Linked DNA regions of Homo sapiens: regions 2, 3 and 4 are each linked to region 1. Evidence: chromatin contacts called from ENCODE Hi-C or POLR2A ChIA-PET data. All regions are on one chromosome and are shown on one strand. The core of a region is the stretch at or near the end of the contact, and the rest is flanking DNA. Distances in the headings are between cores, read along the strand shown. Region 1 holds the start of CYFIP2 (cytoplasmic FMR1 interacting protein 2). Region 2 holds the start of MFAP3 (microfibril associated protein 3). Region 3 holds the start of MIR3142HG (MIR3142 host gene). Region 4 holds the start of SLU7 (spliceosome associated SLU7).

The links. Hi-C counts contacts between places; a loop is a spot of excess contacts on that map. ChIA-PET counts read pairs that join two places held with the same protein, here RNA polymerase II (POLR2A). Pooled maps may share reads with other maps.
Region 2: a pooled map shows a loop between it and region 1 (3-fold over the local background). The contact joins the promoter of MFAP3 here to the promoter of CYFIP2 in region 1. A Hi-C loop is called at or near these places in 1 of 37 single-sample maps with no recorded cell type and 5 of 50 pooled maps. POLR2A ChIA-PET finds 5 or more read pairs at or near these places in 1 of 52 experiments (activated naive CD8-positive, alpha-beta T cell).
Region 3: a loop to region 1 is called in a map with no recorded cell type, with 7 times the contacts of the local background. The contact joins the promoter of MIR3142HG here to the promoter of CYFIP2 in region 1. A Hi-C loop is called at or near these places in 4 of 37 single-sample maps with no recorded cell type and 6 of 50 pooled maps. POLR2A ChIA-PET finds 5 or more read pairs at or near these places in 1 of 52 experiments (activated B cell).
Region 4: a pooled map shows a loop between it and region 1 (3-fold over the local background). The contact joins the promoter of SLU7 here to the promoter of CYFIP2 in region 1. A Hi-C loop is called at or near these places in 9 of 50 pooled maps.

The regions. Positions count from the first base shown.
Region 1 is chr5:157,264,485-157,267,372 of GRCh38, forward strand. CYFIP2 (cytoplasmic FMR1 interacting protein 2) reads left to right here and starts at 1,639. Exons shown (of 31, transcript NM_001037333.3): 1 at 1,639-1,711. RefSeq lists a silencer at 1,546-2,065 and an enhancer at 2,746-2,855.
Region 2 is chr5:154,037,595-154,040,482 of GRCh38, forward strand. MFAP3 (microfibril associated protein 3) reads left to right here and starts at 1,373. Exons shown (of 3, transcript NM_005927.5): 1 at 1,373-1,417. It overlaps FAM114A2 (family with sequence similarity 114 member A2), which reads right to left and starts at 1,316. Exons shown (of 14, transcript NM_018691.4): 1 at 1,263-1,316.
Region 3 is chr5:160,466,859-160,469,746 of GRCh38, forward strand. It overlaps MIR3142HG (MIR3142 host gene), which reads left to right and starts at 1,393. Exons shown (of 2, transcript NR_132748.1): 1 at 1,393-1,582. RefSeq lists enhancers at 337-973, 974-1,610, 1,078-1,307, 1,338-1,497.
Region 4 is chr5:160,417,596-160,420,483 of GRCh38, forward strand. SLU7 (spliceosome associated SLU7) reads right to left here and starts at 1,486. Exons shown (of 16, transcript NM_006425.5): 1 at 1,428-1,486. RefSeq lists enhancers at 1,198-1,247, 1,698-1,817, 1,828-1,897.

The DNA.
Region 1 (2,888 bases), core at 389-2,888:
ATGGATTCTGAGCACGTGGGAAATAAGGTGAGATCAGTAAAGGAAAGCAAAGGCTTCCACAAGTCCTTTGCTGGAGCTTGAATAACGGGGCTCCTCCACAAATTGCCCTTATTAGGAACAGCTGAGTGATTAAGTATAAATTTGTGGGCCTTAGGAAACCACTCCTTATATCTACATACACTCCACAATGTCTCAAATGTTTTCAAATTATTTACCCTGTAAGGTATAAAGGGCAACTGTTATTCCCTGTGTTGCAGATACGGTGACCTCTGTGGAGCAGAGTGGTGAAGTGACCTGCTCAGGTGTCTCAAGGTTAGAATTTGGTGCAGCCTGACTTCAGCCTGGTCTGAAGGCCTACCAGGCTGGATTTCAATGAGAATTGTTTCTTTCTCTTTTTCTTTTCTCTCTTTCTTTCTCTTCTTTCTTTCCTTCTCTTCTTTCTCTCTCTTTCTTTTTCTTTCTTCCTTTCTCTCTCTCTCTCTCCCCCCGTCTCTCTCTTTCATTCTTTTTTTTTTTTTTTTGAGACAGAGTCTCACTCTGTCACCCAGTCTGGAGTGCGGCGGCAGGATCATAGCTCACTGTAGCCTCAATCTCCCAGGCTCAAGCAATCCTCCCACCTCAGCCTCCTGAGTAGCTGGGACAAAAGGTGGATGCCACCACACCCATCTATTTTTTTTTTTTTTTAATTTTTAGTAGAGATGAAGTTTCGTTGAGTTGCCCAGGATGGTCTCCAATTCCTGAGCTCAAGCAATCCTCTCTCCTCGGCCTCCCAAAGTTTTGGTATTACAGGTGTGAGCCACCGCTGGGCAGATAATTGCTTCTTTAAAGAGCCCGACACGGCAGATAAGCCTTGAAGAGAAAGGTACCTGTCCTCTCAGTGCTTCCTGCCACCTATTTGTCCGTTAGGCAATTCTTCCAGAATGAAGTTGAGGCAGGCCCCTGTAAAAGAGGTGGCAGCTTCAGGGACTCTTCTCCAGGGAACTGGAAGGGAGCGGAAGAACTTATTCTTAAGCGAAGGAGCCCTATCAGCGACCAAGCTCAATTGGTGGAAGGCCCCTTCCCCTAGCCCCAGTTGCATCTTCTGTCACTTCACCCTGCTCCTTCTCCTCAGAGCACTTTGGGCTGTAACTGGACGTTTGCTAGGTTAATTTACACCTGTTTCTCCTGGCAGGTGATAAAACTCCAAGGGGGCAGGACCCTGTCTTTTGTACACCAGTGCACACCCAAGTCCTGGCACGGTACTTGGAACAGGATAGGTAATCAATAAAGACTGGGTTGATAAAAGAGCACTTGGAAATCATGTGGGGCCAATAAGATCCGAACGCGGCCGAAGCTCTCGTCCTCGGGTTGCTGCAGGTGTGGTTCCCGGTGATGGAGGCCGTGGAAGAAGCCTTCCCTCCCTTTCCCGCCCCCAGGGCAGGAAGCCTGGGGGCTGAGCGGTCCTCCGAAACCGAGAGGCAGGTCCTGGGTGCGCCGGCGGTACAGCGGAGAGCGTGGAGAGACCCTCGCCGCAGCCATTTCCTGCCCTTTGTGTGACAGCCGCTGCGGCGAAGGGGCGGGCGCTGGGTGGGGGCGGAGCCGCGGCGGGCGGAGCAGCGGGGCCGGGGCGGGGCCGAGCGCGGCGCAGCGGAGCGGGGCAGAGCATCCTGCGCCCCGGCGCGGGGCCCTGCGGTAGCCTCAGGCCCCTCCCCTGGACCCGCCGCAGAGCCAGGTAAGCGGCCCTCGCAGGCCTCGGGCCGGGCACGGGGACTAGGATGCCGCCGGGGACGGGGATGAGGCCGTGAGGATGCGCGAAGGGCCGCCCCCTCTCCCGGCCCGCGGGGGGCGCTCGGCGCTGTGCCCGGGCTAGCCCGAGGCCCGGCCTCAGGCCCCACGCGGCCCCTTTCCCCCTCGGACCCACCGTGCGTCCCGCGGCACGGACCCTCTGCCCGGGAGGCGCGGGCACATCGCGGAGCTCCGGCGCGGCGGCGGGGGAGCCGCAGCAGCAGGTGCGCGGCCTGGGCCGGAGCCGCCAGCCCGGGAGGAGGCGGTGCTAATCTCAGGGACCGGAGACACCTGCAGCGGCCGCGAGCCCGGCAGCGGCGACATCCTCGAGTCCAGGTACTGCAGAGCGCTGGCCCCTGCCTCTGCCGCCGTGACCACCGTCACCTCCCCCAGGGCCAGCGAGAGCCGCCTGGGCCCGCCTGGCAGCCGCCTCGGGCACACAGAACGTGTGATGGGTGGGGCGAGGGGCGCAGCGTCGATGTTTGGGGGCGGAGGGCTTTGATGAGAGAGGAGCAGGTCTGACCCGCTTGGAAGCTTTCTGGCCTACACTAGCATCGCTCACCAAGCTGGCTGCGGGCACGGTGGAAGTGGGGGAAGGGGATGAGTGGGCTGACTCCTGGGGGAAAAGGTGGTTTTTTTCTTGAGCTCTGAAGAACCAGGAAGATGCTTGCCTGTCTGTTGTGGCGTCTACTTTTCAGGTCAGCCCTACCCCTCACCCCAAAGAACAGCCCACCTATGTGCAAAAGAAGAGGAGGAGGTGCTCTCTGCTTGGGGATGGGGGCAGGTAGCATGTTCCACATAAGTATGGCCCTCTATATCCAGAACCCGGCTGGAAAGGACACTGACAGCCCAGGTGCCTCCCCAGCACAGGGAATCTGATTTTGACCTTTGCTTGCCTACTTTCCCCAGCACAGTGGAAACACTCACCAGGGCTGATGAGCCATCAGCTGTCCTTCCAGCTAGGCCAAGAATGGGACAAGGATCTTTTTCTGCTAGTTCCTGGGTGCCTGTGCCCTCAGCATGGGCAGGGAGACGGAGGCAGGCCTGCTGGCAGGAGGGGCAAATCAGGAGACTGTCGGTTCCTGTGTTCCCATTTCCTGCCTCCTGTCTGTGTCCCAGTTAGG
Region 2 (2,888 bases), core at 123-2,622, 3.2 Mb before region 1:
CCAGGTTGCAACGCATCATTATCATCATCATAAATATATACAGTATACTATATGTAGAATATATAATATACATATTACATAAATTCATATAATTCCATGAAAGACTGGAAGGACATACTCCAAAATATATTTTTAAAGACAGGGTCTCGCTATGTTGGCCAGGTTGGTCTTGAACCCTAGGCCTGGCCTCAAGCAATCTTCCCCTGCCTCAGCCTCCCAAAGTGCTAAAATTACAGGCGTGAGCCACCATGCCCTGCCAAAACAGTCCCTTTACTAAAATATTAAACACTGGTTATCTCTATTCTTTCATTTGTGCCAGATATTTGAGCTAAGCCAGAAGAGAATTTTTTATGGTGATGGTTGTTTATATTATCATTACTATCGTTATTAGAATGACTGTACCATCTCTTTCCTCAACTCATTCATAATCTAGGAGAAAGGTTAAAAAAAAAAAAGGAATAAACACCAAGTACGTGGAACTGCACTATTTAGTGTTTTTGTAAGTCTTCCAGGCATTGTGTAGTAAGCGTGTAGAAATAATTGTAGTTTCTCCTCCAGTTATTTTCTCAGTTGGAGGAGAAAGATTCCAATAACTGTAAATAAATACGGCTGAGCCATATTTTTAAGAAATAAAAACGCATACGCTTACACACACACATATATATTACGTATATATACACTCCACCCGCCCCATTTACCAAAATGAAGAGCAGTACAGCTTAGTAGCTAAGAGCACGGGCTCTGGAGTTTACTTTCTTCCTGTCCTGCAGCGATTGTGGGGAAGTCAGGTCACCTGTCTGCCTCTCCGTTTCCTCATCTGTCAAATGGAGTTCTGGGTCCCTATAAAGATTCAGTGACGCGATATGTGAGGGGCTTGGAACAGTGACCGGCACGTAACCGCCCACAGGTTAACAGCTGCTATCACTTGGTGGGGTGATGGTTTGTATCCTATCGTTATTAATACGGCTGTCTCTAGATGAGCAAACATGCGCTCTCACTTCTTCCCACATTCAAGAATGGGGTCCCAAACGAGAGATTCGACGTAAACGTCCGCTCCCAACTAAGTTCTCAGGCGCTGACAACGACAAGAATTCCTCACACAAACGTAGCGCTTCAATCACTAAACCGCTTTCACAGCCCTCGACCCTGCCGCGAGATGTCCGCCGCCCACCGTCAGGTCACCGCCTCCCTAACGACTTCGGCTGCCCGGGCCCTGCCCCTGAACCTCGCACCCCTCCTGCCTCGTTCAGGAAGCTCCGCACCTATCCGGCCGCCACCCTCAGCACAGCCACGGCAGCCGACTCGGCGTTCCTACTGCCCCGGAAGTGCTCCTTCAGCGCAGAGGCGTGCCGGTGTGTCCGAGAAAACTTCCGAGTTAAGCCGCCGCTGAGGCCGGAAGGAGCTAGACGGCGGTCGGGTAGGTGACGGCTTGGTTGGGGTCGCTGCGAGGGGACTACTAGGAGCGCCGAGGCGTGAGTCGTAGCCTGTGGCTTGGGGTCGGGAGTGCAGGAGGCGAAAATGTTTGCCATTCTTTTGAAAGTCTGGCCTGGGTGTGGGAGTTCGGTCATCGAACACTTACTGAGAGCCAGATACCTGCCAGGCACTGCCCTGGGCTCCAGGGACACATCAGTCAACGAACGGAAGGGCCCTGCTCTCAAGCAGTGCGAAAAGCAGATTATAAACAAGTCAACAAACGGGATTATCTAAGGTGGTAGTAAGTGCTGTAAAGAAATTTAGACTGGATAATGTGATGGAACGAAGTGGGAGAGTAATAAGCCGTATGAAAATCTGGAATAGAGCATTCCAGGCAGAGAGAATAGCGCGTGCAAAGGCCATATAGTGGGAACAAACTTAGCAAAGTCAAGGAAAAGACAAAGGCCACTGGCTAGAGCAAAAGGAGCAAGGTGAGAATGGAGAGAGATGAGGCCAGGGACTTGAGCCCAAATCTTGTAAGGCTTATGAGCAAGGATAAAGAGTTTGATTTTTGTTTGGAATCCAGTGGAAAACCATTGAAGGTTTCTAAGCAGATGAATGACATGATCTGATTTATGACTCTAAGATTACTCCTGGGACCTCATCAGAAAGATGCAACTCTTCTGTTGCCCTCGAGCAGTGAAAATGCATGAAATCCAGACTGACAGAGCTAGTAAAATATTAAAATCAATCTTATTGTACAGATAAGAAAAACTGAATCCCAGAGAGGTGAAGGGACTTAGCCTTTAAGAACTCATGTTTTCCAACTCCATTTAATGCCCTCGGAATTATCATCTTAATTCCCAGATAAGAGTAATTGTCACTTCTAAAACTCTTCAGATATTTTCCTTTGCTTTTGACAGTGGTTCTCTAAATTTAGGTTCATCAATATCACCTGGAAGCTTGTTAAAATTCCAAAAAACAACAACAAAAAAACCCCTGCTTAAATATAAAATGGATCATTTCCTCTGATTTTCTGTTGTAATGGAAAATGCATAGAATTTGGGGCTAAAGTATGGAATCTTGGGAAGCCACTTATTTTTTAAATGCTGCTGATAATTATAGCAGCAGTTCTCAAACTTTTTGATCTTAGAATTTCTTTATACTTTTAAAATGTATTGAGAACTTCAAAGGGTTTTTGTTTATAATAGCTATCAATATTTACTATTTTAGAAAACAACTTTCAACAAAGGTTATTCATTTTAAAATAAACTCATTATATGTTAACATAGATAGCATTTCTGTAAAGGATATTTTCCAAAATGAAAAATTATTGAGAATGGCATTGTTTTACATTGTTACAAATCTCTTTAATGTCTGGCTGAATAAAAGACAGCTAGATTTTCGTAACTTCTACCTTCATTCTCTTACAATATCAATCATCATGTAACTTTTAGAAAATTGTGCCATATTGT
Region 3 (2,888 bases), core at 143-2,642, 3.2 Mb after region 1:
ACCTCGGTTTCCTCATTTCTAATCTAAGAATAGTATCTGCTTTTTAGGGTTCTTAGGAGTATTAAATAAGAACATGTTTTTATGAACAGTGTCTGGTGTATAACAATTGCTCAATAAATATTTGCTTTTAAAAACGTTATCTATAGTAGACGTTCAAACAAACCTTTTGGGAGCTCAGCAAGATAAGCAACAAAAACCTTCAGGGGAGGTCAGGAAAGTGACTACATCTGCCTGGAAGCAAAATCCTTTGAGCTGGTCTTTTTCGGTCCATGAGCACGTGACCAAGGAAAGGAAGCTATATTTTCTCGACTGGGAATTTGAATTTGCAGTTGCACATTCCAAAGGCCTTGTACGTTCTTTCCAGTTTGGGAAAAGGAGCAGCTAAGGGCACCCATGGAAACACTTACTAATTGTGTGACCTTAGGCAAGTCCCCCTAACCTCACCAAAGATAAAATTCCCTTATGAGTAAAAGGGGATCACAAAATGGAGATAATAATTCGGGCTACCTGCTATGGATGATTGCTGTGGGATTAGGGAAGATGATGCACGTGATACATTTAGCAGAGTGCCTGGTGCCTAGTAGGTGCCCATTAAAATTTAGCTATGACTGTTCTCTTTAGCTGACACACAAGACTGCCTTGAATGTTCACATTTCCAGAGAAAGGTGCTCAGGAAGATTTCTCAGTGTTCCGCCTGCCAGGTCAGTTTACAGTTCAAAGAATCCCTTTGTTCAAAGGGTGAGCAAATCCAGGCCTCGTGTATCTGCAGCAATGAAACAAGGGAGCTTTCTGCCTGATCTTCTCCCCAAAGGCAGTCTCTCTTTTTAAATGCCTGCACACATGTTATTTATTTATTTTTGGTTAACGTTTAAATTGAGGTTTTGGCTGAAACTCAGCCTGCGCGCACTTGAAAAGCCAACAGGCTCATTGGGCAGCCGATAAAGCTCTCGGGATTTCCCCGCGGGGCTGCGGAGAGTACAGACAGGAAGCCTGGGGACCCAGCGCCTGACCAGAACTTCCTCGGGGGAGGCTGCAGGGGAGCAGGCGCATCCTGCACAGAACGCTCTAGAGCGCGCAGGCCAAAGCACCAGGCTGCTCCTGACACGTGCTGCAAGAGGGTCCCCGACCCGGGGGTCCAGACCCTGCACGCATGATGGGGAAGGTGGAGGCTTCCCCCTCAGCTCCGCGGAGAGAAGCTGACACTGCCAGGCTGGAACCTTCCATTCCGGCCCAGCCTCTTCCTCCCTCGCTGTGCCGAGGAGGGATCTAGAAGGGACTTTCCAGAGAGGGTTAGCGTGCAGGGTGTGGAAATGGAATAAAAGCATATGCAAATAGGCCTTAGCTGCCTTCCTCTACCCCAGCAAATAAGAGTCTCTCCAGAAAGATGCTCTTTCTCCAAGACGCTTGACCGCTCTTCCTTTCCTGGATGGCACCAGCAGGGCCGATTGGAGTGGTAAACCCTGGGCCGGAAGGCATGCCAAAGGGTGGACAGGATGGACAGGAGACAGTAGCACAACGAGGAGGGGGAGAACAGCGGCTGAATTGGAAATGATAAAATAAAATGAAATTTTAGGAGCTCGCTGTGAGTATGAGCTGGGAAAAAATAATCATTGCAAGCTGATTTATTATGTACTTATCTTCTGTTTGAGAGGCAGCAGGCTTTTGTACAGTGGATTATTGCAGAGTAAATGGCACATTAAAGATATAATCAAGATGTTTAAGGCATATTGAAATGACATTAGAATCAAGTAGGTGAGACTTTTGTCATGGTCTAGAAATATAAAAATGTCAGTGACTTGGAGATATTTCCAGTGCTTTAGTAAAGATGTGGCTCCATTTTCAAAAGGGACATATTTTTAACCTTTTGTTATTTTCAGGGTGGGGGGGGATAGAGTGGGGTCAGGAAGTGGTTTAGAATCTCTATGGATGATAAAATAATATGCTTTAAACCTGGAGTTGTAGACTGTGGTCTCTATTTAGCAAGTCATAAACTTTCTTGCAGTGACAATAGCATGAAAATATTGGACAGTAAATATGGTGCTCTTAGGAGGTTTCAGGGTTGGAAGACTATGGCTATTACTTTTTGTTTATTGTGTTCCTATTCTCAATTTCAATCTTGTCTTTGGATAGTAAGAATTTTTTTTAAATTTTCTATTTTTTTAAAAAGAATCTTTTACATACTGAACCTGACTTGTATACTAATTGGCAAACAGTGTCACTTTTCTTTCTTGATGCCTCAATGGGTTTAATTATTGTATTACGGTATTTTCTTGTCATTTGAGACCTTCACATTCAGTGTCCTTTCTTTCTTTTTTTTCTTTTTCTTTTTGAGATGGAGTCTTGCTCCCGGCCTGTCGCCCGGGCTGGAGGGCAGTGGTAAGATCTCGGCTCACTGCAACCTCCGCCTCCTGGGTCCAAGCAATTCTTGTGCCTCAGCCTCGAGAGTAGCTGGGATTACAGATGCGCGCCACAATGCCTGGCTAATTTTTGTATTTTTAGTAGAGACAGGGTTTCGCCACGTTGGCCAGGCTGGTCTTGAACTCCTGACCTCAGGTGATCCGCCCGCTTCGGCCTCCCAAAGTGCAGTGTCCTTTATTTTATTTGTGTGCCCTGGTTCTGCTTTGATTTTGCCCCAAACCCTTCTGAGTGTAGCGCTTTACTGACACTTTATCCCCGTTATTAACAATGGGTTTTTGGACAGAACTGGCTTCTCTTTATTTGTTGTTTTTAAAATCATACTGCTGTCCTTATGCATGGTACTCCTTGGAACAGATAAGCAGCCATACAAGAAGCTCTTTGAGAGAGAGAAGGTGGACTCTGGGGGTCGTGCCGGTTGTTTGGAGTTGTTGGACTGTTAGCTTGTGGAGTGGGTGATGTTTCATCTTCAG
Region 4 (2,888 bases), core at 236-2,735, 3.2 Mb after region 1:
TGGCCAACCTGGCGAAACCCCGTCGCTACTAAGCATATACAAAAAAATCAGCCAGGCGTGGTGGCGTGCACCTGTAATCCTAGCTACTCGGGAGGCTGAGACAGGAGAATCACCTGAACCCAGGAGGCCGATATTGCAGTGAGCTGATATTGCGTCACTGCACTCCAGCCTGGGCGACAGAGCTAGACTACGTCTCAAAAAAAAAAAAAAAAAAATGACGCTCCAAAGGATTTTATCATTCGTACTCTAAAAACTGACATCTTTTTAACACACCTACACGGTCCACCATGGTCTGGCACCTGCCTACCTTCCAGCCTCACCATTACAACTATCCCCGCTTCCTTCTCTACTAACTACATAGACCTTCTTGTAGTTCCTCTAGTTCCTCTAACAAACCGTGCTCCCTGTAGACACTGGGCCTTTACACAAGCTCTTTCCCAGTGGAAAGTGCTCAATGCCTGGGGGTCTACGATGCTTCTCAAAGGTGTTCTCTTCTATGTCTGACCTATAGAAAACCTCCACATATATTTGTGTAACATATAAACTGATGGCCTAAATATACTGCGAAGAGAAGCACAACAACGGTAAATTTAATCTTTATTAAAACAGCTACCATTTCTCGAGCCTACCGTGTATCACCTCATCTAATCTTCACAATAAGCCCAGTAGATAGGTCTGATGAACACCATTTTACAGTGAAGAAACAGGTTCTGAGAGGTAAGATCCTCAGCCAAGAACACATTGTAGTAAGAAATAAGGACTTCAAACACAACTCTGACTCCAAAGTCAGTTCTCTAAACCAGTATGTTATACTTGTCCACAGAACATTGGCTTCTGGGCCTAAAATATTAAAAACTAAAACTGAATAAAGTATTATAGTCACCAAGTTGTACGCACTAGTTTCCGTCGCTGTGGAGGGACCTATTTTCTCCAACTAAAAACAGTAATAGCTCCCACTTACTGAGGGCTTACGTAAGACACTGTTTAGCGCTTTACTTACATAGATGTTTTCATTTATACCCGCATGATACCCCACTGAAGTCGGATCATCTCGACTTAACAGGAAAAACTGAAGCTCAAGTAAATTTTTCTGGCGAGGAAATACAGTCTGTCAATTTGGGTACTGGAAGCAGCTTTCCCTGCTCGCAGTCCGGGGATTGCTCAAGGTCTTCGAGGCACCGCCACAAAGGCGACACTCTCATAGTTATCCCGACTGTTTCCCTGAAGACGCAGGCCTGGCCTGGCAGGGCACGAGTGCCATGAATGGGTCTCAGGACAGTGGCTTTTCGGTCCCCCGTCCTCGCTCCCTCAACACCTGAGGGCTCATCACCCCCGTGAAGATATATCCAATAATTAGGAGCCTTCGACTCATTTTCTCAGGTTCCCCAACTCCCCGTCGCCCGCAAGTTCTAACAATATTTTCTTACCCAGCCCCGCCGCAGCTAGCCCCAAGTCCATCCGACAGAATCCAAGCCAATCTCGTAATGTTTACTTCCGGCTTTTCGCCTAATTCCGGCGGCCACTGCGGTAACTTCCGGATGACCGGCACATGCGCACTAATTTCCTGGCGGGGCCGGGGGCGGAGGGGGGCCCTCCAGTGCTCCTGCGCCGTGGGAAACGCGAGAACTCTAGCTGCTGCGTATCGCGCTATTTACCCGGCTTGTGGGGAGTTTCAAGTTGGGCGGCTACTTTTTGGCTTCTATTTAGGAGCTTTCTTTTAGAATCGGAGAATTTTAGGAAGTTAAAAAAAAAAAAAAAAGACCAGAACAGACAAGAGCTTAAGCCTCACCAGGGGACTATGAAATGAATGGGGAAGTTGGTGACGTATCAGCTTAAAAAAAAAAAAAAAGCAGTTAAACTTGGCACTAATTAGTAGCCAGGCTGTGTAACATGCTGGGGATTTGGTGAACAGTGTCTTCCCTCAGATTTACATCAGAGTGCGAAAGACACCGAAACAACTATTCAGATTTAGCAGCTGTGAAAAGTTGCTATGAAAAGAATACCAGGTGCTGTGAGAACATAAGGCATGTTATCATTAGAAAAAAATACGACAATTTCCATTTTGGAGAAACAGTATCTATGCTATCCCATCCCTTCTTTAAAAGTATACATGTGAAATAAAACACTGGAAAATAAACTAATTTTCGTGGTAGAATTTCTTGTGATTTTTTTTTTTCTTTGTGCTTTCTATTCTGGTTGTTCTCCCCCTCCCCCCCATAACGTGTATCCTTTTTGAATGTAAAAGTAAAAGTAGCTACCATTCCTGCCTCAATAAAATAGCCCAACATAATAGAATCTATTTTTTTCGTATTAAGAATTTGCAATACCTGGAGTTTAGGAACATAAATATTAATTTTGCTTTTACAGGGCAGTAGATGAAGAAACAGTGTCAGAGACTAGCGTGAAAGTGAATAGAGTCTATGAATCACTCAGGCTTTGTTTTTTTCCACTTAAAAATATTCCTGAAATTTGCTTAGGAGTGTTAAGGCCTAATTAGCCAAAACCACCAGGAGAGCGCATCTCGAAGAGGAATCAGAAAGCGCAGGACAAGACAGTTGAATCTTTTCTAAGACTTGAGGTCCCTCTGGAGGGTTCTGAGGAAGGTCTAGGAAAGCCGGGATTGGTTCTGGATGGGTTGCTGTTTGTAAAGAAGGATTGGGAGAAACTGATTAGGGACTAAGTGCTGTTATGAGTGAGGGTGGTTTAGCAATTGAGTATTTCCAGTAATAGGAATAGCAAAGCTGGTCTGAGGGCATCATTAGTAAGAAAACAGTGGTTATTCAGAGAGGGTGGTTATGGTTTACAGCTGCTGCATGACCTTAGGAGAAACAATGCTTTCTGTTGGTGAAAAAAAGAAGACATCCTAAGACAAACCTTGCACCTCAAAA